Linked DNA regions of Mus musculus: region 1 is linked to region 2. A link is a contact called in ENCODE Hi-C or POLR2A ChIA-PET data. All regions are on one chromosome and are shown on one strand. The core of a region is the stretch at or near the end of the contact, and the rest is flanking DNA. Distances in the headings are between cores, read along the strand shown. Region 1 holds the start of Rac1 (Rac family small GTPase 1). Region 2 holds the start of Kdelr2 (KDEL (Lys-Asp-Glu-Leu) endoplasmic reticulum protein retention receptor 2).

Region 1 (3,042 bases), core at 95-2,594, 120 kb after region 2:
CCACAGACAGACATGTTAGCAGAAAAATAAAGTTCTCTGACCGTCTGGCTGACTTAGTTACAGGGACGATCCCAAAGTCTAATGTAGAGTTCTGTAAATACGCTGAACAATCGCTCATAAATCCACGGGCTCATAAACCCATGGGCGGCGAGTGCTCACTGCAAGTGTGGAAGGCATTAAGCAAGTTTGGCAACGTACTCGACTGAACTAGAAAGTGGACCAGTTGCACTCTGCGTTTGAGGAAACGGGTGGTAAATCTCCAAGCTTCCTCGTTAACACGAACCTACACAAGCTACGCTGAGACGCGCGATTTTGCTCCGATTACACTGAGATTCTTGTTTCTACCGAAGGGGTGGGGGGAACGGGACGGACTGCATAAGACCAGTCTTGTCTCCCTCAAGGGCCTGAAACCATCACGGTCAATCACGAAAAGAATTGCCTCGAGTCACAGGGAGCTGGATCTGCTACATCCATATCTAATGCCTTCAGAGAAGGTTTGTTTGTTTTTAATAACCACACTTCGTTCAATGGACAGTCTTCATCACACTCCTTCAGCTAGCATCCCAGTAACTTTCTCGGCGTAAGTGTGAAAATGAATATTTTTATAAACACCCTGTCAAGTCGAAGCAACCGAGCCCTTTCCCAAGTTCCAGGTCACCCAAGTGACTGGTGCAAACATGCATCGACCAGGGCCGGCCGACTTGGAGGCCGTTACCTATCCCAGTTCTCGGGGGGGGGGGTGCGAGGGGGTACCCTGAGTAAATGAAGAAACTATACGTCCCTTTCTCAAAAGACAAAAATTTTTTTTAAAAATGTTTCAAGAAAAATTCTTCAAACCAGCCTCGCCTACGTGCCAAGTCGAGTAGGGCGACGGGCGGCGTCCGGCCCGGGAAGAAGGCAGGAGGGTGGAGTTCACTTTTCCCTCCGGCCGGCTCGCCCAGGCCCTCCCCCAACCAGAATCCGGAACCAGGCCCGGGAGGGTGGGAGGCTCGCGCCCCCCAGAAGGCCGGGCGCGCGCTCTACGCCAGCTCGAGGCTTTTCGGGCCTGCGGGGGCCCCCGATGGCGCTGCGCGCGGCACCGGGTCCGGAGCGCCAGGCGCGGCCGTGCACTCACCCGTCTCCCACCACCACACACTTGATGGCCTGCATCTGGGCCGCTCGGTGGGCCGCGGCGGCGGCGGCGGCGGCCGGTGGCTGAGGCGCGAAGCGGCGGGCTCGGGAAGCGCTGGGCGAGGCTGCGGGCGGCGGGGCGCCGAGTGCCGGGACTGCTGTCCACGCCGCCGGGCCCTCAGCGCACGGGAAGGCGAAGCGCAGCAGCAGCCACCACCCAAAGCTGGGGAAAACTGCAGAGAAACAGGAAATGGCCGCTCCACTCACATCCGGCCTCCCCTCCCCCTCGGTGCCGTCGACGCAGCTCCCAGGCTCCGGGCGGGGCCGCTCCCGCCCGCCCGCGCGCCCGCCCGCGCCGTTCCTGGCTTCCACGGGCTTTCGGGAAAGCTCGGCAACAGTCGGCTCCAGCCGGAGAACGGGCTCGGCGGCCGCGGGGCGGGGCGGCCGCCATCTTGGCACGCTAAAGCGTCCCGGTTGTGACCAGGTTTAGGAAGCCCTCTGAATCCTGGGGTTACGGGTTCGGGTCAGTGGTAGGGTCCCGTTCGCTCGCAACCTACTTGTGCCAACTCCATGGAGAGATTCCTGAGCCCCCTTGTTATGTGATAACTACAGTATGCTGTAGCGTAAGATCCTGCTAGAAAATTCTGTATAGCTCGTGCCACAGTGAGATCCAGTCTCAAAAAAGAAACTGCTAGGGATGTAGCCAAGTCAGAATGTTTGCCGGCATGTACAGCCTGGGGCTCCATCCCTAGCACATCACAGCCTGCCCTGGTGGCTCACCTGTAATCCCAGCACTTGGTGGGCGGAAGCAGTAGAATCCTGGGGATCAACCTCAAGTCCAACCTCTGGATATGCAACTCAATTGGTAGAGTGCTTCCCCGAGCAGATACAGATATGAAACCCTAGGATTGAACCTCACGACGGTATGAAACAGATGTGGTATATATCAGGTAGTGCATACCTGGAATCCCAGCTCTGGACTGGAGGTAGCAGAAACATCTGAAGTTTGACCTCTGGCTATGTAGCGTCCAGCGTTAACCTGACCTACCATGAGACTTTCTCAATAGGGGTGGGGGGTGGGGAGGGAGCACTAAATAAACAAAAATATAAGGAAAAAAAAACATACATACCATTAAAATAATAAACAGAAGGATAAAGGTCAGAAGAATTCTTTTAAAGATTGCTGATATGATAGGGTAAGCATATAATTCATTCACAAATAAGGTAGCCTATTAGAAGACAAGAACATTAAAGATATTTTTGGTTATCTGTGGTGTGTGTGTGTGTGCATGTTTTCATGTGTGGGCACATGTGTGGTGCACATGTGTATAGAAGACCAAGGTTGACACTGGGTGTATTCAGTTGCTGTTCACCTTATATATATTGAAGTAAGATCTCTCATTGAACACAAAACTGGCCAATTCCAGTTAATCTAGCCAACCAGCTTGCCCTGGAGATCCCATCTTTATCTTCCGGAGTTACAGGTGAGTCACCGTACCCTCCTAGTATACTAGTTTCTGGATTGGAGCTCTGTTCCTCACACTTGCCTGGCAAGTTCCCTCCTCCTGGAGCTTAAGAGGCCAAGCTGCTCTTCCAGTAGACTGGAGTTAGGTTCCCAGCACCTGAATCACATGGCTTACAGCCACCTGTAATTCCAGCTCCAGAGCGATCCAACACCTTTGGCCCCCTGAGACACCTGCATTCATTCACGTGTGTGCACGTGAGCACAGACACAAAATCTAAAATATTTTTTTAAAGAAAAGAAACCAGACCAGGAATTCCAGCCATCCTAATATCCTAACAGTAAAAAAATAAAACAAACAAACAAAAAATAGAAACAAAACAAAAAATTTAAGGGAAGCATCTGTGGAACTATTCCACGAGAATTTCCCAGACCTGGAGGATAAACCATTTACAGATAGATAATGCCCA
Region 2 (3,337 bases), core at 92-2,591:
TCTCCAAGGTAACCCATGACGCATGGGTTAGTGCTTCAGCCCCATCTTCCCACCCTGCTCCATCATTTAAGCCTCCAAGTTTCTTCTTAAATGGCAAACAAGAAACACTGTAAATCCAGAAAGATTGCTGACACATGTCTGCGAGAAACACAGCCCAGATCTCCAGCACCCACATAAATGCTAGGCTGTGTTGAAGCCTGGGAGATAGAGACAGGGGATCCCTTCGGCAAGCTGGCCTGCTAGACTAGCCAAATCAGCAAGCTCTGGGTTCAAGTGTGATGCCTTGCTTCAATATATAAGGTGTAACAGGATCTAGAAGGTCCTAGAAATAGCTGGCCTCACAGCCTACACATGTGCACACACACGTGTGAACAGACATATAAAAGCAAAAAGAAAGAAGAGGAAGAGGAGGGAGAGGAAAGAAAAAGAAGTGGTGGGGTTGCTCAGCGGCTAAAGGGGCTTGTCACCAAGCCTGGAGATTTGAGCCTAGTCCCAGGAACCAACAAGATGGAAGGAGAGAACTGGGCCTGACTGGATGTGCCCACACAGTCCACAAATAAATTTTTATTTTTATTTTTATTGTTTCAGGGGTGTGTGTGTGTGTGTGTGTGTGTGTGCGCGCGCACACACATGAAGGCACCCTCAGAGGTGAGAGGTGTCAGATAGAACTGGAGTTCCAGGCTGTTGTGAGTCTGCAGTTGTGGGTGCTGGGACTCGAAATCAGGTCTATTAGAAGAACAGCAATTGCTCTTATCCACTGGGCCAGCTCTCCATCCCTAATACAAAATTTTAATGTAATTTTAAATAAAAATTAATAGATTTTGACAGATTTCTTATGACTTATTTTTATTATTATTTAAAATGTGTGTGTTAGTTTGTGTGTGGGTGTGTGCATGGGCGTGCAGGTGCTCTCAAAGGCCAGAAGCAATGAATTCCCTGGAGTTGGTGTTAAAGGTGATGTAAGCTCCCCGAGGTTAGGAGCTGGGCATCGAACTTCGGTCCTATACAAGAGAAGCTGGAGTTCTTAATCACAGAAATTTTAATCTTGCTTTCTACCCTCGCAATGCCTCTGAGATAGGTATTTCTGCTATCTTAGTAGGGAATGGAAAAAAAAACAAGACAATACTCACAACTGAGTGGCATTTCAAAAACTTAGAGAAGGAAATCGCTGGCACCTAGGCGGAAACCCTGGAGACGGAAATTGCGGAGGACTCTGGGTCCTCAGTTGACCGTCCACGCGGGATGTAAAGTCCGGCTGCTCACCGACGCTGGGCCTTTAAGGGGCGTGGCGGGGGCGTGGCCCCAGCGGTCGCCCGCTCTCCCAGGCTGCCCCGCGCGCGCGACGGCAGTTCGGCCACGTCCCTGGCCACGTCGCGCCCGCTCCCGCCATCTTTCGCCGCTTCCTCTCTCCGGGGCTGCTGTCGCCGCGTCCCGAGTCGCTGCCTAGCTCCGGTGCCGCTGTGCCGCGCCGACCGCCGCCGCCATGAACATCTTCCGGCTGACTGGGGACCTGTCCCACCTGGCGGCCATCGTCATCCTACTGCTGAAGATCTGGAAGACGCGCTCCTGTGCTGGTGAGCGGCCGCCGGGGCGAGGCGCGCGGGGCAGGAGCGCGCGCGTTTGGCCCATTCGACCGACCCATTCGGCTCTCGGTCGTTCCGGAGGCTTTGTGCCGGGCTTGCGATGGCCAGACACACCCATCTCGGCCTGCTCGGCGGGCAACGAAACCCCTCCGAGTGTGCACACGGGCTGGGGTGTCCGTCGCAGCTCTGGGCCCCCCAGTTCTGCGCTTGGTCCGCTCGCGAACTTGATCCGTCCTGGCTCAGCGAGCGCTGGCGTAACTGCCCCCGCGTCCTGCTGCATCTGAAAAGTTTAGCACGGGATCTGTGGGGCTCTAGTGGGCGTGTCCCTCTCCATGGGACTTTTGGGGGGCGCCTCTGAGTCCCCAGGAATCAATGGGAGACTTGCTCGAGGAGGATGGATAGGACCACAGACTAGCTGGGCCTGACGTGGCAGCCAGGCCACCCGCGAAGGTGGGGCTGGCTGGAGGAAGAGGGGCATCCTGCTATTCATTCTGTTATCTTCAAGGACAAGCAGAGGATGGGATGTGGGGGCAGGATGGTGTCAGGTCTGGCCTGTGCTTACAGTTGATGAGGCTACAACTCAAGCCTTGGGGTTCGGGATCTCATGCGTCATAAAAAGAGATGTGGATCTTTTAAGTGAGTTGCTTGGCATAGTTTTCATGTTACTCTGAGAAGCAAGCTAGTTTTTCATCCTTGAGTGTGGCCGTCTAATAACTGGTTCTCTTAAACTGCCAGCGCTGGGTACCACAGAGGCCTCTGTTCTCGGCTAGTATCCTTGCTCCACGTCACCATTGAGTTGGCGCTGTACCTCCCTCAAACTACATTGCAGAGAGGCAGTAGAGTGAACTTTCCTCACATAATAGCTGTGGACTTCTGCCTTTCGTTAAATATTAGGAATCTTACAAGTTTTAGATAAGTTCTTGGTGAGTGTGATGGTGCTTGCCTGTAATCCCAGCACTCGAGAGGTGGTAACCTGAGGTTCAGGAATTCAAAATGAGAATGGACTACATGCTGGTCCTGTCTCCAAAAACACCCCCTGCTCCCCAAAAACCCATTAATTAATTGATTGATTAAATAAATATATTCTTAAAATACTGTCCTTAATGCTATGTCCCCAAATGAAATAACTTTGTAAACTCAAATTTAATTTTTTTCAGAGACAGCAGAAAATAGAAGTCCTAAAGGCCCTGGGTGATGGAGACGCCACCTATCTGGTTTATTAATAACACCTCATCTAAAGTAGCACCGCCCCTTTGACTCTGCTCTCTGAAGGTCTCATCTCTCCCTGGAACATAGTTGAGATCCAGGAAGTAAGCACAACCCAAAAGACCTTTGCCCGATCGAAGTGGACGTCACAAAGTCCTTGTACTGAACCAGGGGATCTGACTGGGAGGTGAACTGGGAGCCCAGTGTGGGATTCAGAATGACAGTCAATTAATTGCTTCAGTTGCGATAGGTGTGCATTAAGTAGTCAGCTGAGTGTTATAGCGCTCCTCTCAGGCAGTACTTAAAATAACCATGTCAACGGTCCCCGGACTGGATGAGGGAACCGAGTCTTAGGCAGGTTAGCAGGCTTTCGATGAAGCCAGGATTGACGCATAAGCAGTAATGAATTTGGAATTTCCAATTAACCTTTGTTTCGGCCTGAGCAGTTTGAGTTTGCACATTTGATGCCAGTGGTTCTGTCACGTTTGCTGTTGGATTTGGGTGCTACTTTTAGTCTTTAGCTGTCTTTCTAAACCTCTAAGTCTCTT

The links. Hi-C counts contacts between places; a loop is a spot of excess contacts on that map. ChIA-PET counts read pairs that join two places held with the same protein, here RNA polymerase II (POLR2A).
Region 1: a map of gastrocnemius shows a loop between it and region 2 (1.8-fold over the local background). The contact joins the promoter of Rac1 here to the promoter of Kdelr2 in region 2. A Hi-C loop is called at or near these places in 1 of 37 maps with a recorded cell type or tissue (gastrocnemius). POLR2A ChIA-PET finds 5 or more read pairs at or near these places in 1 of 5 experiments (Patski).

The regions. Positions count from the first base shown.
Region 1 is chr5:143,526,649-143,529,690 of GRCm38, forward strand. Rac1 (Rac family small GTPase 1) reads right to left here and starts at 1,345. Exons shown (of 6, transcript NM_009007.2): 1 at 1,115-1,345. The coding sequence starts at 1,149.
Region 2 is chr5:143,402,479-143,405,815 of GRCm38, forward strand. It overlaps Kdelr2 (KDEL (Lys-Asp-Glu-Leu) endoplasmic reticulum protein retention receptor 2), which reads left to right and starts at 1,342. Exons shown (of 5, transcript NM_025841.4): 1 at 1,342-1,574. The coding sequence starts at 1,484. Gm20635 (a long non-coding RNA gene) reads right to left here and starts at 1,264. Exons shown (of 3, transcript XR_868670.2): 1 at 1,131-1,264.